Regions from separate parts of the Homo sapiens genome. Here all the other regions are linked to region 2. The links are chromatin loops, found by intact Hi-C in ENCODE. Cell type or tissue: B cell. All regions are shown on one strand.

Evidence for each region. A loop is a pair of places that touch in the nucleus more often than their neighbours do. Peaks named below come from ENCODE experiments on the same cell type or tissue, not always from the same donor. Only the 100,000 strongest peaks of a DNase experiment are listed, where the experiment ranks them.
Region 1: a loop joins it to region 2, with 4 times the contacts of the local background. A loop is called at or near these places in 5 of 110 quality-filtered maps.
Region 3: a loop joins it to region 2, with 2.4 times the contacts of the local background. A loop is called at or near these places in 2 of 110 quality-filtered maps.

The regions. Positions count from the first base shown.
Region 1 is chr6:150,738,463-150,746,462 of GRCh38, reverse strand. All of the region lies in intron 3 of PLEKHG1 (pleckstrin homology and RhoGEF domain containing G1), which reads right to left. It overlaps LOC124901430 (a long non-coding RNA gene), which reads left to right and starts at 487. Exons shown (of 3, transcript XR_007059811.1): 1 at 487-609; 2 at 1,564-1,706; 3 at 3,521-6,798. RefSeq lists enhancers at 3,470-3,970, 3,971-4,471. In B cell, CTCF peaks have their summits at 4,271 and 4,471 (motif pointing right); a DNase peak (open chromatin) is centred at 4,492; H3K27ac peaks cover 2,558 bases.
Region 2 is chr6:150,597,280-150,605,279 of GRCh38, reverse strand. PLEKHG1 (pleckstrin homology and RhoGEF domain containing G1) reads right to left here and starts at 5,395. Exons shown (of 17, transcript NM_001029884.3): 1 at 5,263-5,395. RefSeq lists silencers at 4,718-4,887, 5,098-5,577, 5,373-5,667, 5,848-5,907. In B cell, CTCF peaks have their summits at 4,326 and 4,349; DNase peaks (open chromatin) are centred at 4,539, 5,479 and 5,859; H3K4me3 peaks cover 3,037 bases; H3K27ac peaks cover 3,381 bases.
Region 3 is chr6:150,533,470-150,541,469 of GRCh38, reverse strand. No RefSeq gene overlaps it. Among named protein-coding and RNA genes, the nearest start is that of PLEKHG1, 62 kb to the left of the region's middle. In B cell, no CTCF peak of the experiment used is centred here; no DNase peak of the experiment used is centred here; H3K27me3 peaks cover 1,104 bases.

The DNA.
Region 1 (8,000 bases), 140 kb before region 2:
CCATGTTTTTTTGGCAAGGGTCTATCATAGAACTCTTTAATCTTCTAGTCTGAGTAAAGGGGAGGAAGAAGCGGTGAAACCTATTTGTAACAAGTCATAATACTCCAAAGAATAGGTACAGTCAGTTCTGCTATGATGTTTGTTTTGAAAACATGAATTTGTTCCCACGAGATTAATATGTTAGGGAACAATTTGAACATAATTCTCATTTCTGAATTTTGCTTTTGCAAGATTTCACCCATGAGAAACACTGGGTGAATGCAGAAAATTGCATCTAGTGACAGCAGCATAGGAACAAAACACGAAGGCTCCCGACAACCTAGCGGCTATCTTGGTCTCCCCTGAGTGCATTTGGAACCTGGCCCATTCACATCAGTCTGTCAACTCCCAGCCCGTGGCAGGTGACCCTCCCCGTTGACAAGGCATAAGCTGCAGCTCTGCCCACAGCCTCCCCTCTTTAATTTTCTCTTTCCTCTCAGTCTATCTTATATTTTTCTTCTTTGTTCTCTATTCTTTTAATCTTTTTCTCCCTCTCTTGCTTCCTTTTGTTCTCCAGGGTGGCCGGTGTGGGCAGCTGGTGGCTTCCATAAACTTCAAATCTTTTTCAAGGTGAAGTTCCCTATTTACTATAGCATGTATGTATGTCTTAATCATTTGTCATGTATAAAACTATGCCTCCATTTTTGACTTTTTTTCTATATGTGTCATGGATGAATTTTTGAGTGTTGTTCTTGGTACCCCATTTTTCTCCGCATGTGATTTTGCTTTTTTTTTTTTTTTGAGATGGAGTCTCGCTCTGTCACCCAGGCTGGAGTGCAGCGGCGTGATCTAGGCTCACTGCAACCTCTGCCTCCCAGGTTCAAGCGATTCTCCTGCCTCAGCCTCCTGAGTAGCTGGGATTACAGGTGCCTGCCACCACACCCAGCTAATTTTTGTATTTTTAGTAGAGCCGGGGTTTCACCATGGTGGCCAGGCTGGTCTTGAACTCCTGACCTGAAGTGAACCACCTGCCTCGGCCTCCCACAGTGCATGAGCCACAGGCATGAGCCACTGTGGCTGGCCAAAGTGCGTGATTTTTGAGAACACATATGTTATGCGTCATAGAGTTCAAGCACCACAAAACGACGTTTTGGTCACTGATGGACTGCAGATATGATGGTCCCATGTGATTATAATACTGCATTTTCACTGTACCTTTTCTGTGCTTAGATACACAAATGCCATTGTGTTTTAGTTGCCTACATTATTCAGTATAGTAAGATGCTGTATAGGTTTGTAGCCTAGAAGCAAAGGGTTATACCATATAGCCTAGGTGTGTGGTAGGCTGTACAATCTAGGTTTTGTAAGTAAACTCTATGATGCCTGTATAATGGTAAAATCACCTGACATTTCTCAGAACACATTGCTGTCATTAAGTGACACATGGCTGCATTACTGCAGGACTGATCATAGGTACTTTGAAACTCACATAGCTCTTTCCCTCTATCATCTATACTCTCCTTCTTGGGTCTTAGACATTTGATATGGGAGTAAAAACAATCCCTGTGTATAATATATTTTCAGATCATGCATTCTTGCAACCGGGGAAGAATGGCCTACAAAGCCTGATTGGGACCACATATATCCCGGATTTCCTTGGACTGACTCAACTATTTGTCCCAGCTCCAAGTTTCAAGAAGCCAGTCAAGATTGTCAGGAATTCAAAGGTGACCTTGCCATTATCTGAGATTTAGTGTTTCTCAGGGTGACACTGAGGGATGTCACCACATTCATAATTATCATACCAAGAAGTGATTACACTATGGCCACAAAGTTCTTGGTAATTTGAAAACTGTACCACAAGTAAAGGTTAACAATGTAAATTTGTTCTCTAAAAGTCCACCTCTGAAAAGATGTGAGCTGACTTCAATTTCTTATGGAAAAGCATCCACAACAATGTGGGTTGATTTGGGGAGTGCAAGTCTTAAAAATGCAGTAAAAATTTTTTAATAATTTGTTTTTTTTAACTGCCTACTTTTTCTTCTGGTGCCCACGTTCTCATTTTGGCTTCTTGGAATGGCTACAGAAATGAGGTTAAAAGAAGGGCAGGGGCCAGGCGCGGTGGCTCACACCTGTAATCCCAACACTTTGGGAGGCCGAGGCAGGCAGATCACGAGGTTAGGAGATTGAGACCATCCTGGCTAACTCGGTGAAACCCCATCTCTACTAAAAATACCAAAAATTAGCTGAACACGGTGGCATGCACCTGTAGTCCCAGCTACTTGGGAGGCTAAGGCAGGAGAATCACTTGAACCCGGGAGGCGGGGCTTGCAGTGAGCAGAGATTGTGCCACTGCACTCCAACCTGGGCGACAGAGCGAGATTCCATCTCAACAACAACAACAACAAAAATAAAAAATAAAAAGTAAGATGAAGGGCGAGGCAGTACAAGGGAGGGCATTCAGTTTTCTTACAAACTTTATCAATGTGACAATGAACCTTCAGCTTCCAAGCATCGTTCTATTAGGTATCTGATGGCTTTCGTCCATTACCCTTATTGATTCCCTCCCACTCACAAGGTTTTCAGAATGCTACCAAGATAAGCACAATCCCTGCCTTTGAACTAGGCTAGACCCAATATTTATTAGCCTGAAACACTAACTATGGTGTTAAATAATTTCACAGAGCCCTACTGGCAGGTCAAATGAACTGGAATGAGTAGAAAAAAAAGGAGGGGGTGGGAGGTAATCAGGAATGATGGGAGAAAGGGTAGGGAATAGGGGTGGAGACATAGAAGAAGGGAGAGAGGAACAGTAGGAGATACATTGGTCTGAAGCCCTAAATAAAGAATGCATTTAAAACATTTTATGAGGTTATTTAGTAGAGACAGTAATGTTCATCTCAGCAGGTAAGCACCACCAAAATCTTTCTTACTTTCTTCCTTATTTATTTATTTTTTGAGATGGAGTCTTGCTCCGTTGCCCAGGCTGGAGTGCAGTGATGCAATCTCAGCTTACTGCAACCTCCACCTCCCGGGCTCAAGTGATTCTCCTGCCTCAGCCTCCTGAGTAGCTGGGACTACAGGCATGCACCACCACTTCCGGCTAATTTTTTTTTTGGATTTTTAGTAGAGACAGGGTTTCACCATGCTGGTCAGGCTGGTCTTGAACTCCTGACCTCAAATGACCTGCCTGCCTTGGCTGTCCCAAAGTGCTGGGATTACAGGCATGAGCCGCCACACCCAGCCTCTTCCTTTTTATTTTTAGTGAGGGTGGTGGGGGATACACCATCACTAAATGATAGGTTTTACAATGAGAATGGCTTTGTTATACATAATGCATGCCAGAAACTGCAGGTTGTTTACAAAAATTGTTTCCTACCTTCTTTGGACACACGGCTAGACTGCACCTCCCATCCTCCCTTATAGGATGTAGCCAGGTAACAAGATTCTCATTGGGAGTTTGAGAAAAGGGATGTGCATCAGTTCTGTCTGTCTCAGAAACCTTCCCCGTATGTATCTCCATGTCTCCTTGCCCGTCTAGTTGACTGGGATGGCAACCTCAGAAGCCATGTCCTGAAGACAGCAAGGCCTCCTCAGCCTGGGTCCTTGAATGACTGCATGGAGGAGTGCTGCTCCTCCTCACCTGAACACTTGCAAAGGATGGTTACAGGACAAAGAAAGAAACTTGGGTGAAGTCACTAGATTTGGAGATCTGTATGTTACTGATATAGTTTGGATCTGTGTCCCCGCCCAAACCTCATATTGAAATGTAATTCCCCGTGTTGGAGGTGGGGCCTGGTGGGAGGTGACTGGATCATGGGGGCGGATTTCTCAGGACAGTGAGTGAGCTCTCGTAAGATCTGGTTGAGTGTGCGGGCCCTCCCTGCGCTCTTTTTTTTTTTTTTTTTTTTTTTTTTTTGAGATGGAGTCTCACTCTATTGCCTAGGCTGGAGTGCAATGGCGCTATCTTGGCTCATTGCAACCTCTGCCTCCCAGGTTCAACTGATTCTCCCGCCTCAGTCTCCCCAGTAGCTGGGATTACAGGTGCACACCACCACACTCGGCTAATTTTTGTACTTTTAGTAGAGACAGGGTTTCACCATGTTGGCCAGGCTGGTCTTGAACTCCTGACATCGTGATCCGCCCACCTCGGCCTCCCCGAGTGCTGGATTCCAGGCGTGAGCCACTGCACCTGGCCACCACGTTCTCTCCTGACATGTGTCATGCCTACTCCCTGTTCGCCTTCTGCCATGGTTGGAGGCTTCCTGAGACCTCATCAGAAGCAGATGCTACTGTGCTTCCTGTAAAGCCTGCAGAACCATCAGCCAAATACATTTCTTTTCTTCATAAATTACCCAGTCTCAGGTATTTCTTTATAGCAACACAAGAATGGCCTAATATAGTTACTGTGGCTTAGCCTATCCTTAATGAAACACTATGTGTTCCAGATATTTAAAGCTGTCATTTTCAACCAGGGACAATTTTGTCCTCCAGGGGGCACTTGGCAATGGCTAGAGACATTTTTGGTCGTCACAAGTGGGGACGGTGGTGGTTCTATTAGCTTCTAATGGATAGAAGTCAGCCTTGCTGCTAAACGTTCCTACAACGTACACAACTCTCCCTCATAGCCAAGAACTATGCAGTCCAGAACGTCTATGGTACTGCTGGTGCCTGCTCTAGAGAGATTAAGAAGAGGGCTGAACTTTGAACCTTCTGTTATAGTCAAAGGGGAGGTATGCAGTGAAAGCAGTGGGTTTCGGAGAAAGGCCTGCTTTTCAGTTCCAGCTCAACCACTAGCCAACTATGTGACCTGGGGGATAAGTCACTTTGTCCTCTGTACATTCAATATTCTCATGCTAAAATAGGAATTAAACTAGTACCCACATGATGGGACAGTGAGTGAGCAAATTAAGTGCCTAGTGCCTGATACATGGTAAGTGCTCAAATATTAATTGCTGCTAATGTTATTTTTTAGTGTTTTTGTATTATTGAGGCGTCTATCTAGAAAATTTAGAAATGGTAGCTGAATAGTATGTTTATAGCTGCGGGAATCTATTGAGGTGATGGGGATGGTTACAAAACTTAAGATGTCACAAGACACTCATTGCCTACATTTTGACTCAAGATCTAGCCATAAAAGTTTGGAGCAAATAACCCAACCTGACATCAGTCACAAAGTACACATGAACTCTTGTGTTCAGCCGACAGCTACTTTTGCAGAGCAACTCTGCAAATCTCAACTCATTTTGCTCTCACCGAATGCTGCCCACCTTGAACTGTTTTCATTGGTCATTAGCAATCAATCAGCAGGTATTTATATCACATTCAAAATGGGCAAACCCATTAGAAATGAAAAGAAGTGAAAGATCAGTTCTCCCTGCCCTCCTTCCCAGATCAGGTTGCAGTATGAAGATATGAACACTCAAAATCACTCACTGTTGCCACCTTCTAGGTTTGTGCTGCTGTTGTTGAGGTGGTGAAAGACGAGAGTAAGGTTAAGGTAAGGTGGGGAATAAGGGGTCATAATAACAACAACAATAACACAGAGATATGGAAATATGTAGTCAAAGTGAGATTTTTGAGAGATTATGTAAAATGATTAGATGTACTATTTAAGGAGTGACTCCGAAATAAGCAGAAAACTAACACGTTTGTCTCCAAATTATCATAGATATTAAATGGTTTTAAGAAAGATCTCATTCACCCGTTACGATAAAATCCCTTGGAGGAAAAAAATAGACACATTCACATAAAAGTGCTCAAATGCCTCATAAAAAAGTACATTAAATGATGCCAAGTACCACAGTGTAAGTTCCTTATTAAATCCACCCACATAACGAGCCTTCATTTAAAACAATCCCTACCAACTCCTACGCTTGAGCATGGAACACATTTTTCTCCCTCGGTATTTAAAAAACGTTAGTCTAAGTGAACCTTGTAAGAAGTGTCCAATAAATGTTATTTAAATTGGAGGGAAAATATGGAGAGAAGATATCTGTTAAGTAAAAAGACAATAAAATCTGCGACAATTCCCCTCTTCTCAACAGCCTTCTTTCTTGGTGCAAAACCTGCCTCTTTTAGTCCAGCATCCTAAGCAGGTAAGGCTGGGCCAGGGAATGCCTATGCACAACCATTCCACTATGGCTAAGGAAAAAGAGTAAGATGCACACTGCCCTTTCCATACCAAACAATTTTGTCTCTCTAGCAGGATCAATGGGAAGACAGGCTTAATCAGAAACCACCTCCACACTTGACAGTACTGTCCTCAAGGGAGGGGTGCCCCCAGGACAAAAGCCAACTCAGATTCCATTTCATCCAAGTCACAGACATCTCACAGGGCTAAGAGCTAAGTGTCCAGGCAGAGTATGTGCTGAAATCACTGCACAAGCTCTCTGGGCCTGAATCCTGGATTTCCTTCTTTCATTCTGCACAAATTTTGGAGAAGGTTTGCTTCCCCAGCATAAGACAGTTTTCAATTAATTGGATATCACCAGTACAAAGAGAAGCCTCTTCTAGGCTATGGCAGTGGGGAGAATAGCTTTCAATGTGTTTCAGGGCACTAAGTGTGTGAAAAACACCCTTCTCTCTTTTATCTTCCCTGACACTGTCTGTACGATCACTCAATAAACAAAGAGTCCACATAGACTAACGAACACAGAGCTTGGGGTTGGTGATCACCATTCTAATCCTTGTTTAGCTACAGTTTTGAATAATGCTGAATGCTTCCCATAAAGATATGCTTATGCTTCTGCTGTTTAAATTTTGAACATCAAGGCTAGAATACTTATGGTTTTTTTTGTTTTTTTGTTTTTTTTTTTGACAGAGTCTCACTCTGTTGCTCCAGCTGGAATGCAATGGCACGATCTCGGCTCACTGCAACCTCCGCCTCCTAGGTTCAAGCCATTCTCCTGCCTCAGCCTTCTAAGCGGCTGGGACTACAGGCATGCACCACCATACCCAGCTAATTTTTGTATTTTTAGTAGAGATGGAGTTTCACCATGTTGGCCTGGCTGGTCTCAAACTCCTGACCTCAAGTGATCTGCCTACTTCGGCCTCCCAAAGTGCTGGGATTACAGGCATGAGCCACTGCTCCTGGCCCCATTACTTAGCTTTTTTTTTAAAATACACTTTATGGATAAAGGTCCATGAAAAGGATATTAGCTCTCTGGCATATAATGGAAAGAGATAAAATCACGTTGTAATTAACAATTCAGCCCCTTTTTTCACTAAATGTCCTCAATATCACCAAATATGGCTTAATTTAGTATCTCTCAGAGCTCAACGATGCCATTCTGTAGTAGAAATGTAACTTCTAATTACACAGCATTAACATTATGAACTATTTTAAAACTTTACTAACAGGTTACAACAGGCCGTGAACTATATCTGAGGCCAAATCTTATGAGGTTCTCAAAAGCTCTTTTATAGATCATTTAGAAAGATTAAAGACACCCACCCTACCCCTGACAGCCCGTGCCCAGTCAATCGAAGGTCCCATTAAACATTAAACAAACCCTTATTTTCTGCTTTCCAACTATGGATTTCTATCTCTCCACAAATTGTATCATTGGCAATTTAACTTTTAAAACTTGCTTTCATATTTATCATCTCATTTTATCTGTGAATGCAGTTAGGGGCATATATAAAATAGAAATAACAGCTCCATTGTTCCTTTGACTACGGTTCACAGTCAAGATCTTACCTCTTTCTCTAAAATGTCAAGTGTACAAAAGTAAATGACTAGGAGCAGAGGACGGAAGAGCCACGGCTGGGGAGGGGACAGGGGTTGAGAGAGAAGGATCTGGGGAAGAATGAAGAGCAACAGGAATAAGAACCACCACATTTTGGGGTTCAACTTTCAGAAAGCATTAGGAATTCATTTCTGAATTCCTAAATGGCATAGGAAAGAAAGATACCTAAATATGTGAGATTATTTTAATACGATGTCTCCACATATGGGAAAGAAGGGCATAACACACTCTTTACATGTGTAACCAACATCTGGGAATCCTATTGCTCAA
Region 2 (8,000 bases):
CTGGAATTGTTTTGTGCTTGATTCTCTGGCTGGTTTAGAGATGTAAGGCAAGATGAAGTTATTATACAAAGAAGAATACAACTGTTCCCCCACTTTTGAAAGGTAATATTTGCCAATGGGGAATCACCACATTTCTCTAGACCTCTAAATGCTTCATTTATAAACTCCTGTGCAAACATAGAGATGGAGGTGACGGCATCTCTGTCCAATAAATGAGGAAGGGCTGCAGGGAAGAGACAGATATTTCAACTTTGTGTGGAACGACCCCACCACTGGTGAGAGAGAGTGCGGCCCACCCAGGGCTCTGCAAGTTACTTGAATGGCAAGGACACAGGGTATACATGAAGAGGTATCAGGAGAAGAGTAGATACAAGGGCTGTGGGTGCCTTGCTCAGAGGTTTGGGCCTCATTTCATAGGAGTTATCTGTGGTCTGTGTCAACCATGGACTTTATCCCAATCCAGTCCAACTTCTCTCCCCCATTCAGCATCTAACTCAAAGTAGAATGTTGACGTCTGGCACTGCCATTTCTATGTCAACTGATGGCTATGCTTAACAGAGACTTCTAGCCCCAGGGCAAAGATAAAATATAAAAAGGTGACTAGGAAACCGAGTGACGAAATGATCTTGATTATAAGTCCGTCTATGATGAGTCAACATAGATAGAGCCAATGAAACTTGTCATCTTGGGTCTCAACGAAAATACGGAAGGACACTACAAAACAGAATAGTTCATTTAAAACAGAGCCAGCAAACTATAGCTGCAGGCTACATCCAGCCTGTTTTTGTATGGCCTGTGAGCAAAGATTGGTTTTTACATTTTTAAAGGGTTGTAAACAAATAACCCTCATCTCAAATCAAACAGTATATGACAGAGACATGTGGAGCCTAAAATGCTACCTGGATTTTTACAGGAAAAGACTTGCCATCCCCTCACCTAGGACTTTACGTGTCTTTTCAATGTCTAGACAGTCACAGGCCATTTAAATTGGTGCTCAATGTGACTAGACCCAGAGAACTAGATCTATTCACCACTTCAAATATTAGAGCTCATTTAATACTATGATGATTTATGGATTAATAATTCCTCTTATGAGAATACTAAAGTTTTAGCTGTTATTAGACTCATGCTTATCTTAAATTTTTCTTTGATGATTTAAAAACATTTCCTTCTTATACATAAATGGGCTTGCTAGCTTTTGGCCAAATGCTATAATGGCAAAGGGTTTGCCCTTCCTAGTGCTGGTGCTAAGAGGCCTCCATAACACCCTGGTATTTAAAGCTTACCAAAACAACTTTCTTAATTAAAGACCGAGTGAAAGCCCTGACTCTCCTCCCATCAGGTTATTACAAGTGGGTGTAGATGGAATTTTTAAAAAACTTAGCCTACCATTAACACTCTTCAAATTGCCTTCCCTCTAGGACCACGAAGGGAGGGGAAAAGAAGAGGAGAGTTATGGATTTGCGGATCCACGAATCCAGCAGGATTTAGCTTTCCATCAAACGGTAATTCAATATTTACCAAAGGATGTTTAGATGTGGAAATTTTTACTTTGGCTTGTATCTCATCAGAAAAAGTGTTTTTGGTTTTGTTTTTTGTTTTTTTTAACCTTAGGTTTACATATTGAAAAGATACTCAGCCTCAAACATGAAGACTATTCTAGATACACAGTCAACTCCTAATCACTGGACTGGAAATCACCCAGGCATACCTGAAGCTGTTTTGCAGCATTAGATACGCTATGGCCCAGGTATTCCACAGCAAACCTGGGCCCCATCGCTAGGTGATTAGCCATATACTTCTGTCTTCTCAGCTAAAGCATTTATTGCTTTTCATCAGCATAGACAATATAAAGCTGAAGATGTAGTCATCTCTTAATCACTTGAAAGCTGACTCTTCTGTCAGTAAATTCTACTTGGCACAGACTGCCCGTGACTCTGAATGACCGAATGGATTGGGATCAGCTTTTAATTTTATCAAGCAAGATTGATGCAAGCCTGTGATGAAACATTAATATCTGAGATGCCTTGCCACACACAAGCATGAGGTTGCTTACAGACCCTTTGTCTAAAAAATGTTTTCCTTCCCATCCCTGCCTGAATACACCAACATTTCGCATTAGAAACCATATTTTTCCTAAGTCAAAAGAGACAAGGGATTATAATTTTTTCTTTTCTTTTTTTTTATTTTTTTTTTTTTTGAGACGGAGTCTCGCTGTCGCCCAGGTTGGAGTGCAGTGGCGCGATCTCGGCTCACTGCAGGCTCCGCCCCCCGGGGTTCACGCCATTCTCCTGCCTCAGCCTTTTGAGTAGCTGGGACTACAGGTGCCCGCCACCTCGCCCGGCTAATTTTTTGTATTTTTAGTAGAGACGGGGTTTCACCGTGTTAGCCAGGATGGTCTCGATCTATAATTTTTTCTTAAAGACTGAACCATTACATTTAATTAAAAATATGTCTCCATGCAACCAACATTTCTTAGGCAGTGCAGTTCAAGAGGGGCAGGGGAGAGAGAAGAGAACCTTGGTTAAATCACAGTTCTGACAGTCCAGAGCTATGTATAAACTTCTGCAAAATCATACACTCCTGGGACTTGGTTTATCAACAACAATCATCTTCAAAGCACACCATATGTGCCAAACACTGATACGAATCATTTCATTTAATCCTTGGCATAACTTGAGACAAGGGCGGAGAAGAAAGGAGGAAAGGTGTGAAAATGAGGAAAGGTGAGAAAACCGAGAGACACCAACTATGATTTTTACTTTTCCTGGTTATGAAATAATCCATATCTAAGTAATTTCCTTAAAGAAGTGAAGGTCTCAAAGCTACAGAGACGTAGATGTGAGCATCACACAAGTAGGCTAATTCTAGATCACTGGATCTTAACCAGACTTCCTAAATCTTTAAGATGTAGGGCTGGACTAGGTCATCCAAGAGCCCTTCTGGGTTTAATATTCCAGGGACCTAATCATGCTGCAGGAGGATTAAAAGATGACAACTGCTTGAAAGACCAACCACCAGCAATGAAAGGAGTGGAGAGGAAAAGAAATCTGCAAAAAAGTGAACGGCCGCCATTAAGATAATAGCTTCAGGAATTGCTTTTGGTTGACGAAGGGCTCAAGAGATTTAGTGCTACTCAAGCATTTCCCATATTTATGGGACAGACTATGAACCATTCGATCTTAATTAAATCACTGAAAAATCATATCCGCAAAGGGGGAACACAACATAGGACTGGTTATTCTTGGTTTTGAAAAATTATGTTGCCACTTCCTATTGTTTTAAAAATGATCATTTAACTTCTTTGAACTACAGCCTGAATCCCCCACTGAAATATTTAAGCCTGTATTCGGTGACAGTCACCTATATTAAAGGCATTGAAGGAAGCTGGTGCCCCTAATTCAGGGTGCCCATTTAGAGTAGGGGAAGCAGGAAAATGCCACCAAGGACGAGCAGAATCGGGGCAGTTATCTGGCATCTGATTGCCAGGTAACTGTTTCTCACTTTGCTTTGCCCTTTAGCAGAGGACTTGGGGGGCTGCTACACAAGGATGGGGAAGGTCGTGCAGCCATTGCTGTTGACTGTGGACTGCTACTGATGACCTATTTGAGGATGAAGCCAGGGAGGTGGGAGCACTCTGAAGAAAAAAGTTTCTTTAGTCAGGTGGTTTGGTGGCTTAGAATTGGGACCTCAAATGAGACAAAAAGTCAAGTCAGGAATTGGGAAGCCAGACTCAAAATGCTGAGAGAGTCAAACATCAACCCGTTACTTTTCTCTCTGTCTTAAATATTGTAGACCAAATTACAGGGGGTAGGGGTTTGGGAGGGGGATGAGGAATGAGCAGGAGGCCGTAGAAGCTATCTGGTTCGTGTGCACTGCTTTATAAGGGAGGCAGCCAAGACGACCAGAGGCAAGTATCTTGCCCAGGGTCCCACAGGGCAAAATTAAAGTTCGAAAATTTTCTGATCTCCTGAAATGATGGGCTTGGAAATGTTTTTAACAGCAATTTAATCAAAATCCAAAATCTCTACATTTTTTAGAAGTATGCTGTCTACAGAATCTGAGAATCCAGAAGATGCCGGTTTTAACACCTGGTTGTTATTGTACCGCATTACAGGACCTACCCAAGCCCGGAATTCTGTTAGATGACAAACTGGACCCTAGAGTTAACATTCTAGTCTTTCCCCCGGTCTAAATACAAAACACAATATAGTTCTGTATCCAATCTGTTCAAAACTCCTAAACCAACTCTCAGTCTGAGATGGTCCTCGCGGGGTGATACCTGCCCCAAACACCCACACTCGGTGATTTCGAAAATACGTGCAGTAGCCTCGGCCACCTGCGGGTGGTACAAAGGGCGCCTTGAGGACCAGAGCTGGATGAAACGCCGGCTTACAAACCCCGCTCCGCCAGCACATTCAAGTCAAGGATCCAGCTCATTGTTTCCGAGGAGCGGAATGAATTGACCAGCCGAGCGCCGTTCTCCCAGTTAGAGCGTTCCCAAGCTTCCGGCTTCGGAACGGGGCTCACCGCGAGGACACAAAAGGGGCGAGCTCGGGCATCACTGCGGTTCCCCGCCGCCCGCCGAGGCCAGAACGCTCGCAGAGTCGCGGCCGCCCAGGTGTTACCGTTTACCCCGTGACGGAAGAGCCACAGGCTCTTGACTCCCCACCCCCTGAAAAGCGCATCTGCAGAACGGGGGCGCCCCCAAGCCCTGAGCGCCGCAGCAGCTCGGCCGCCGCCCCCACCGCGCGTCCCCGGGTCCTCGGGCTCCCGGCTTCGCTGCTGGGGAGCTGACCCAGCTGACTGGCTGTGGGGTCCCGTTCTGGGGCTGTCCTGCTGAGTCGGGGGTGGGGAAGCGGTGGCTACAACTCCCGGGTGCTCGCAGAAACTCCTCTGCGCGCTGATGTTGCAGCCGCTGGGGCGAGGGGCGGGAGCACCGGGAACTTGGGGGCGCGGAACCCCAAGCGGGGCGGCGGCGGGCAGCATCCCCGACCCGACTCCGACCCCCGAGACGCGGCGCCCCCCAGCGCCCTCCGTCCCCACCGCGCGGTGCCCCCGGCGCCCTCTGTCCCCACCGCTCGGCGCCCCCCAAGGCCCTCCGTCCCCACTGCGGAGGGGCGCGCAGGGGGCCGGCGGGGCCCGGGTACCACGCTCCGCCCGGCCCCACCTGCGGATGTGGGGCTCCCGCCGGAGGTCCCCGGGTCCCCCCTCCCATCCCTGGAAAAGTCCCCAGGGCGTCCGGGCCCGACCGGCGCTTACCCGGGGAGGGACGGCTTCGCATGCCCGGGCGGCGCTCGCAGGTCGGGCGGGGAGGGTGCGGGCTGCGCTGCGCCGGCTCGGGCTGCCGGAGCGCCCTGCAGCCGCCGTCGGGCTCGGGCTCGGGCTCAGGCTCGGGCTCCGACTTCCTCTTCCTCGGGCTCGGCCCCACTGCTCGGCCGCGCCCCGGCCCGCCCCTCCCCGCGCCCAGACGCCAGCTTCGGCGGCCGGAGCAGTGGATCGCTCGTCCCGCCTCCCCTCTGCCCTGAGGGTGAAAAAGGTGGAGAGGAGGGGGGCGAAGAGAAAGAGAAATTAGGCACTTGGCCTTGTCTCTGGAGCCTTGCCAAAGAGAACAGTCAAATTACAGCTTCGGGGGGAATAAAGTTTTTTTTTTTTTTAATTCTGCTACTGTTTTCGCAGACACATCACTTTTTTTCATTTTCCTAGCTCTTCAGGTTTAGCTTTCCTTTGGACGTAATAATTTCCTATGTGAGTCCTTTAAAATAATACCCAAAATCATGGTTTTAGTGAACATTCTAGTTTTACATAGAAGCTTTGCCGGTAATCAAGTGAAAAGAGGGGGAAGCCCGGTGTTCTTCAGGCGTCATTACCCTAATCACCTCGGTTAAAGCACCAAACGACCTTTGCCTAGAGAAAGTAAAAGTGGAAACGGAGGTAAAGAATAACCGGTGACAGCCAGAGAGATGTTTAAAGGCACCGGCTCTGCAGTAAAGTTATGACTCCAATCAAAGGTGCCTGCAGCGACAGTTAAAGGCATGTGAAGTCATTTCTTAACACTAATCTCCCGCCAAAGTCGGACGTATCAGGGTCGCCTGTGGACCCCCTTAGGTTTGGTGGTGGATTTGATTGCACTCTTAGTTGTTAACAGACCTTCAGCCTTACCACTTGCTAGCTGTGTGGCCTTGAGAGAACGCTTTAACCTCTCTGTGTTCTGTCTGTTTCCTCATCTGTAAAATGGAGATGATGATGATGATGATGATGATAGTGCCTACCTCATAGAGTTGCTGTATGTGATTTAAATAAGAGAATGTGCGTGAAGGGCTTAGGAGACTGTCTGGCACATGCTCTACAGCCTGAATAAATGTTAGCTATTCTTGTTGATTTTTGCCTTTTATCTGCTTTTATGCATATACATGATTATGGAAATTATCATAAAGACTGGGAACAAAACAAGGTTTGTGCAGTAAGGCTACACAGCATCACAGTTCTCTACCACGTGGAGTTTATGTTCTGTTTTATAATTTGAGTCTCCACAACTGACTTGTATTACCTAAAACTATGGGACTGGGTTATGCTTGGAATACATTTACCACGGTAGATTTGCAATGGGACTAAAACAGACATTTGCCATCTTCAAAGCATTGTTTCAGTTGGCCTTGCGATAACCTTGTGAGGTTGACAGGACAGGTGCTAGTCGCCTTTCACAGACAGGAAACTGAGCTTAATTAAGACCCTGCCCAGCTTCTGGAGCTCACACAAAATCATGCCTGTTACCCCATCTCTCTATGTTGTGATTTGTGTTAGAAGTGTGCAGTATGTTTGTGAAATAGTACCACATTAATGGTTTCCATCAACCCTGTGAGGTAGGTGCCAGCCTTTATTTGACACTCAAAGCATCTAGGATTCAAAGAAGCTCATTGATGAGTGTGTCTGTGGCTGAGAGATAAGGGTTTCCGACAACTTGGAAAGGAAGGGAGGAGAATTGGGGATTCCTGTTCTCTGCTGTCTCCTCTTTTATTGATTGATTGATTGAGACGGGATCTCGCTCTGTTACCCAGGCTGGAGTGCGGTGGCACCAATCATAGCTCATTGTAGCCTGGAACTCCTGGGCTCAAGAAATCCTCTGGCCTCAGCCTCCTGGGTTGCTGGAACTACAGGTATGCACCACCATGCCGGGCTTACTTACCATTTTTTTTTTGTAGAGACCGGGGTCACGCTATGTTACCCAGGCTGGCCTCGAACTTCTGGCCTCAGGCAATCCTCCAGCCTCTGCCTCCCAAAACACTGGGATTACAGGAGTGAGCCACCATGCCTGGCCTCAGTTATGCATTTCTTAGCACAAGTGCTTCGAATGAAGCTGTGGATGAAGCACTATGATCTGATGAAAAGACTGGATCAGCTGCAGATGCTGCTGCTCAAGAGCACTCACCCTTAGGCAGATAGCTCTTCTGAATTTGGTACTGTGCTTATGGGATGGTTATAATATTTCCTGGCCAGCCCGCTCACTTCACCTCAGTTTATTAATGAGGTGGGAGGTAGAAAGTGGAAACAGGAACAAGAAATTTCTTTTGTTGAGACTGTATGCCAAGTATAGCACTAAGCACCTAAGTCCTGTGATCATTCCTGATTTCCAGGCAAATGAACTCTGCCCTTTAGATCTTTAGAATTTGAGCTCCTTGAAATCACCTGGCCTGACACATTGTGGGTCTGGTTTGTGTGTCCAGCACTTAGTTCAGCTCCTAACACACAATAGGTATACGATATTCAGTGTGTGGATTGTTGGATGGATGAACGGACAACATAAGAGTTGTGAAGATGCTGTAGCATTCTGTTAGTAAGAGTCTACTCTTCCACTTTAAGGAAAAGGACCCAATGGAATGGCTTTCTAATGGTGCATCCAGCATTGGGAAAATTCTTTTGGCGAGTGGTCTTTCTAATACTGCTCTATCAGTCAATGTCAAACAAAGGGAACAGAACCCAGTTCAAGTATTTATAAAAGA
Region 3 (8,000 bases), 64 kb after region 2:
TGCACAGCTTTGCTCTGAAAAATTTTCTTGGCAAAGTTATCACAGCCATACTCTGTGGTCATGTTTTTCAGAGTGTGGTCTGTGGACCACTAGGATGAGCATCACCTGGAAAGCTTGCTAAAAATGCAGATTCCTAGGTCCCACCTTAGGCTCTCTAAACCAGGAGATGGACCTGGCATCTGCTGGGCAATTCTTTTTCATGCTAAAGTTCTAGAACTCCTGATCTATGTCCAAAACAGTCTTTTCAGAAAAATCTTGAGCTTACCCATAGGTATAGTTTCAGCACACCTATGGTTATTCTGTCTTCTAATTAGGTTTCTTAATTTCCCTAAGAACATGCCAGCTATTTTTCTTAGGTCTCTGGGACAGTCTCAGGTTTAGAGCATTTACCTGCAATCACAGTTGTATGTGCTGAGATAGATTGGAAAACCACCTGATGAACCCTTAGCATAATAGAGACACTAAAAGTCTTCCCAACAAGGAGGCCAGGGCCATGTAAACTGAGAGAGGGATTTCTTCCAGGGCCGTTTAAATAACTCTATAGAGATGCCCTCGTATTCTTGTTCCTAATTAAAATTAGTTTAATATGCTCCCCTGGGTGGGCAGTTGTCCTTAATTCCTTTTCTCACTCCAGAAATCACTATGCCATAGAGACGTGTAAGCCCCGATGTGAGATGTTGGCGAAGTAGCTCAGGGGGCTGGGGAGCTCTGGACATTGAAGTTTGTCCCTCACCTACTTTGAAGTCCTGGGACAGTACTAGAGTCTGAAGAGGAGAGAGATGAGTCCTAGGAAGGAATGAATTAAGACAAGGTTTACTGATGATGCAGTGAAGGGAATTGCATTTAGGAGGGAAGAAGCATTTCACTTTTATACCATTCTCTATAACAGGTTCTTGTTATAGCCAGTTACTGATGCCTACCCAAACTACCTCTATGATCCTAGGTAAGTGTTACAGATAGCCAATCCCTATTTTTAAGATCCTGATAAAAGCTCTTAATTCATCACTTATTTTGCCACCTAATCAGGCCTCCTCCTGTTTGTGATCTTTTCTCAATTTTAACATCTGCTTCAACAGCTTGTTGCTTACATCTCTCTCACACTTCCTGACATTTCTAGACTCCAAGACTTTCAGCTCCTCCCCTTTGCAGCCACCCACAGGAAACACCCATATCAATTAATGTGATGGGGGCCCGGCATTGTGCTAAACCTTTTGCTTATATTATTTCATATGCATTAAACAAATGCATGATAGGGGCTGCCCTTTCCCCAGTGTTACAAATGAAGAACCAGGGTTGGAGGGTGACTTGCCCAAGTCACAGAGTGAGGCATTTGTCGATTTTGCTGTGCCCTCCCTCACCGCAGCAGAAGCACTGCCTCATTCTGGATTTCTGAAAGCACCAGGCATGTCACCTCCTTAGTATTTCCTCCACTCTCCATCCTTCCCTGAAAAGTCAGAAAAAAAGAGAGATTTCACCACTAGTCTAAAGTGGACCCACGCCCTTTGCCTCGGTTCTTTCCCTTTCTATTTTATAAGATTTTCCCCTTCTATTTCCTTTTCTGTACCTTTAATCTTGCATTATCCACTCATTCCTTTTCATGAAAAAGCTTTTGTCCATTCATCTCCCTGTGCAAAATAACGTGGAACTTGAGTAGGCAGTCCCTCTCAATGATTGACATGGCAGAGTGCTGACCTCAGGAAGCTCAGGCACTGAAAGGAAAGATGAGGTATGAGTAAGTGTTGCATGAACATGAGAGATGCAATCAGTGTGACTTGAGTTCAGGGAAGAAGGCATTCATCACCAGAGAGGTGGTAAAAAGGTTTCATGGAGGGCCTGGGCTAGAAGGCTAGGTCTGGGAGGATTGCTGAAGGCAGAAATTGGAAAGGGGGCACCAGCCAAGGGGAATAGCATAAGAAAAGGCATGGAGGCAGGAAAGCCTAGAGAGTATCTGGCAAAGGGGATTTTCCAGTTTTGAGGGGCACATGGAACATCTGGGGACTAGTAGAGGATAAGGTATATGGCAGAGGATTGTGAATGCCATCCTAGTGTAATGTCTTGTAGGTAATGGGTAGCAAAGTGACATCGTGAGAATGTGAATTAGGGAGGTTATTCTGGTGGCAAAGTTCAGGATGAACCAGAGTGTGGTGACGTGAAGGCCAGAAGAACAGTTGAGAGGCTGTTTCTAAAGTCCAGAACTGCTGGGCTCCTGTCCAGTCCTTGGATGATAGCAGCAGAAATGGAAGAAAACAATTGTTTGACATATTGGAGGTGAACATTGCTATTGTCTTGAGTAAAGGAGAAAGGAACATCAAAGTTATCTTTGAGCCTGAGCTCAGGTACTGAGAAAATGAAAAATGAGAAAAGGAGAAATGGGAAGCAATGGGGAAGACTCAGAAGCCTGAGAGGGGTAGGACATGAGTTCAGTTCTCACTGAGTCGATGTTTCAAGGTCAGTGGGACATTCAGAAGAGGCTGGATCCAGCCAGTGCATTGACATCTGGCTGAAGGCTCTGGAAAACAGAGTTGGAGATAAATAGTTGAGAGCATTTTGCCTGTGGGTGAAAGCTCTTTGGAAGTGCAGAGCTCTGGCTGGGGTGCTGGCTCATGCCTGTAATCCCAGCACTTTGGAAGGCCAAGGTGGGAGGATTGTGTGAGGCTAGGAGCACAAGACCAGATGGGGCAACATCGGGAGACCCCATCTCTACAAAAAAATTTTTTAAAAAAGTAGCCAGGCATGGTGGTACATGCCTGTGCTCCCAACTACTCAGGAGATTGAGGTCTGAGGTTGGAGGATTGCTTGAATGTGGAAGGTTTCAGGCTGCAGTGAGCAGTGATCATGCTACTGCACTCCAGCCTGGGTGACAGAGTGAGATTTGTCTCCAAAAAAAAAAGGAAAAGGAAAAGAAAAAGAATGTGCTCAGTGAATAGGGGCAATGATACTGAGCAGAAACCAATTATATTGACCTCTTTAACCCAACCCTATTTTGGCTTGTGATAGGTGCTCAAAACATATTGAAGAAATGAATGAATTATGAGATGCTCAATATGTTTGCTAAATGAATAAAACAACAAATGAAAAAATGACAGATGGATAAATTTATGGAACCCTGTATAGACAAATGAAAACAGAATAGGACTGAGAGCTCACTATTAGAAGTATCATGTGAAATGTATTTTTACAAAAGTTCATGAAGAACTTGAAAACATCTTTGTTAGACAAGTAGCTGGAGGCTGTGCTGCAAGCATGCTTCCTTGCATAGAGTAGCCAATGTGCCCTCTCTCTGCTCTGTGGGGATTTCTGGGACATTGCAGAGGTTTTCTGGCTTCTGAACCTCTGTTTCCTGGCTGCAGCTGGGTTCTGGGCCATCTTTTGTTTCATTCAGTTTCACATCAGAAGATCCTCTTGGATGTTGGCTCTCAGCTGGGAAATGGAAACTATTTGTGCTGTCATGAAGGAAGCTTTCTGCATCTGGCAGGGTCTCAGGGCTGGAACCAGCATAAAGAGAAAATTAGGAAATAATCAAGCAGGCTGTGGTCTTCGTGTGTTTTATTGTTAGTATTCCAGTTACTGGGAGGATGTCTAAAGCTCTTCCCGGTTTACTGTCTTGAAAATTAAAAGAAAAAGACTAGCAACACTCCATACAGCTCAAACTCATCAGCATAAGTGTCCCAGCAAGAAGGGCCATAAGAATCTGTGAATAAAGCAAGATGGCCTGGATGATCAATGCAGGCTGGCAGGATGGTTTTCCATTTGCTCACTGCTTGGCTGGCACAGGCTTGCAGCAACAGAACAAAGCCTATTTTGTGCTTCCCAGAGCACCCTGCTGTACTTTCGAGGGTTTTTCTTTTCCCCAGACGCCTGCTTTAGGGACCTTTAGCCCTTTCCTTCAAATTAGGCCACTGTTTAGCTGGCATTTGGCATAACAAGGGCCGATGTCTATTTGATACTTATAACTTTTGCATGTCCAGTGGGGAGGCAGAAACCCATGAGGTATACTTTAAGGATAGAGAGCACTCCCTCCACAACCAAGAGTCCCACCCAAAGGCTAACATATCTGAAATCCTCCCAGAAAATTTTTATAAAGCAGAGGTTGTTGATCCCACTGCTCCTGCTCTAGGGTCCCTTCTCTATCACCTCCAGTGAGTGGCGACCCCATATGGCCTGAAGACCTTCAAGGACAGGATGCCACCCCAGGAGGCAGCCTGCTGCATGAATCAACAATGCTCGCTCCTTATTTCAGAAAGTTCCAGCGATGACTGAATTAAAATCCACCTCCCTGGGTTGCATCTAATACTTCTTCCACATAACAGTTTTTTAAATATTTGAAGAGAACTAGTGTGTCACCATTTGCCAAACTAAATATCTTCAGCTGTTTCTCATTGGTCAAGATTACTAGCACAGATTAAAGCAGATATTGTCCTCCCGCTCTTCCTCCCTCCCACTTGCTCCTCTTTGAATTCCCACAAGTATTTCTGCATCTACATGCGCCAGAAACTGTGTTAGACATCATTTCCCTCCATCATATAACATGTACACTTTAAAGGGAAGTACAGAACTAACACATAAGCTGTGTGAGGTCATGAAAGAGCCCATACTTCGGAGTTATGTAGATTTAAAGGATCTCAATTCCAGTCTCAGTGTGTCTTTCCTTTGATTTGATTTGCTTAAAGTTTTTTCTTTATTTGTAGTTATTATGGGTACATAATAGTTGTCCATATTTATGGGGTACATGTGATATTTTGATACAAGCATACAATATGTAATGATATGTCCTTCCTTTTAGCTGTAGGATCCTTTCAAGTTTTTTTTTGTTGTTTTTTTGTTTTTTTGTTTTGAGACTGAGTCTCGCTCTTGTCACCCAAGCTGGAGTGCAGTGGCACAATCTCGGCTCACTGCAACCTCCACCTCCCAGGTTCAAGGGATTCTCCTGCCTCGGCCTCCTGAGTAGCTGGGATTACAGGCGTCTGCCACCATGTCTGGCTAATTTTTGTATTTTTAGTAGAGACGGGGTTTCACCGCGTTGGCCAGGATGGTCTCGATTTCCTGACCTCGTGATCTGCCTGCCTCGGCCTCCCAAAGTGCAGGGATTACAGGCATGAGCCACCACGCCTGGCCCCCTTCAAGTTTTTTTAACCAGGATGAACATCAATTTCCTTATTCATAATATGAAGGCAATAATCTATCTCTTTAGAGAGAATATGTGCAAATTGCCTGGCACATCACCTGGACTGAGGGGGAACTCAATCATGGAATGATTTGGCCCATTAAACCACACCCTTATGTCAAATAAGAGCATGGAATAGTCTTGATCATCAAAATGTACCAGCTACAAATCCACCATCTGTGAGCTTGTTCAGCATGCCATCTGTGTTTTCATTCATGTTACTGATAAAAGTGTTGACCAGGATGTGACCCAGTGCCCCTTTCCAAGGACACTACTCTCTTGCACCTTTATTTTGTTAATAAGTATTTTTTGGTCAAGGGCATTGAACTGATCATAAGCAGAACTGGGCTCCTTCCAGTCTATATTTCTCCATCTCTTTCACATGGATATTTTGAGAGCTTTTGTCAACTGCGCTGCTGAAATCCAGATAATCTATGTGTATATCATTCTCCTGATACAGTAATCAAAAGATTCTATTTCTCTCCCATGCATTCTCTTTTGAAAGGTAAACACCCCTGGGAAGGCTAACATGTTGTATTAATCCACACTAAATTGTTAGTGGCCTAAAACAGCCCTTTCCATCTGACTCAGGTGGGACTAGGAAGGTTACTGGATGCTGGGGGAGGTGAAGGGGGTTTGTTAATATAAAGGCAAAAAGTACGTAGCCACAGCAGAATGGGGAAAGTAAACAAGTCTTATTGACTCAGTAAATGAGCTCAAGAATGAGCCCATGCACAGATCCACATTTTACATGGAGAAAAAGATGTGTAACTAATGACATAGCCTCTGAGGATTCCAGGACACTCACAGATATGTACTTCTCTCCCTTTCTGTTCTGAGAATCACCACATTCCTCAAGTGTCAAATGTACCTTACATCCCAGCCCCAACAAGAGAGGTGGTAAGTCCTTATTGCGACAGATGTCCAAGTTCAGCATAATCCTAAGATCCTCATTAACAGTAAAAATAGCAGTCAGCATTTATGGGGGGCTCACGATGTTCTGGCTGCTGTGCTAGGCACTTTACATGCATTACCTCATAATTCTCACAATAAGCCTATGAGGAAGGGATCGTTATCATTCTTGTCTTACTGTTGGGGAAACTGAGGCTCAGAGATCCTAAGCAATTTACTGAAAGCCACACAGCTACACAGAAAACAGAACCAGGGCCCTGTCCCAGTACTACTTAACTCCAAAGAGCTTTTAAATCTTTAGACAAACTGTGGCTCCTAGTCTTGTTTCAGGGATTTATTATTTGACAATTGTGGCTGCACTAGCATGGACTCCAGGGTTGGCCCCAGAAAGATGGTGCCACTGGGCCCCTTTTGGTCCCCCTCCACCTGCTTTGTGGCAGCTCTCACCTCCTGGATATTGTGTGCTACTATGGTCCTCCCAGGTGGCCTGGCCACAGCATCGATGGCCGTGGTGCTGCCCCAGTTCAACTTGCAGCTCACACCCAGGGAGACATCTGCTCTCTGGAACTCATACTGCTGGGAAGCCGCCCTCAAAATTGTTTTGGAAATGGGCGGTGGTGTCTTGGAACGGCTTGACTAGGGGCTGAATCTCATTACTGACAGAATTGTGACCTTTCAGCAGAATATGGAAAATGGCATGGATAGAATATGCAAAAATGATGTCAGTGCTGTGATATGGGAGGGACAGGATGGCCCATGTGGGATATTTATTTTAATGATATCATCACTATTTGTTATGTGGTTTGAATTAAATAGAAGTCTTTGAGTCTAAACCCTACCAATGATCTCTCAAAACATTCCCTTGTTTTGTCTAGTGTCATTTAGCCCTCAATCTGCTGCGTTTCCTGGATGAGCAGAGCCCTTGGTATGACTTCTTTGTTCTGATGTCTTAAACTCAGAAATAAGGGGACCTTTATTTTTAATCTAATTGTACCCATATTGATCCAAGATACCGGCATTCTTTAATGAGAGCAGGAAGGAATGTGATGTTTAAACTAAGGACAGGCAAGATGGAGCCCAAATTCTAGACAATCTGCTGAGAGTTGGAACACACACATAATCCTCTGTCTCTCTCACTCACATGCCCTGAAGTGGAGATGAAAGTGTCTAGTAACAAACAGATTACAAAAATATAAACGTGACTATTATAAACGTGTATATTAAATATAAACGTGTATATTACAAAAATATACAGGACTTTTTGGCAAGTTTCCAAAGGATTGGCTGCCTGTTGAAGCTGAGGGCCCTTCAGTTCTACCAGGTGACTGAGCTGCATGAAGCAGATGCCTCTTCTGGGCTCCCAGCTGCTGTTCTGTCCAAGCTGCACACCTAGAAAACGTTTGCTAATCACAGCCCTAATGGCAAAGTGAAAACAATAGTCCATGACCCCACCTTCCATTTACAATGTATTTTCATGCTTTACGTATATTGCTTCATTTGATCTTTTCTATAGGGGTGAGAAAGAGACTTGTCAATGTTAAGGTCACTAATGTCTCCGTTTTATATATAAAGAAACAAACCCAGAGTGAGAGCCTTTCCCAAAAATACACCTGTAGCTAGTGGTAAACACTAGAAGCCTAGACTCTTGAGTGTCAGGCCTGGTTGGACATCAGGACCCAGGTGATTACATTCTCATCAGAGGCAGAACTGGGCTCAGGTGTTCTGCACAAATGGCCCATTGCAGAAAATCTGGTGAACATCCCCACTGCAAAGGCCAGTGGTGTGCTGCTGCAGGAACTAGCCATCACTCTGGGCTGAGCTCTGCGTGAAGCACTTCAGGCACTTGAGGGCAGAGATGGGGAGGGTGGTCATGTGCTAGGGCTTCCACAACCCAGTACCACAGACTGGAAGCTTCAAAACAGAA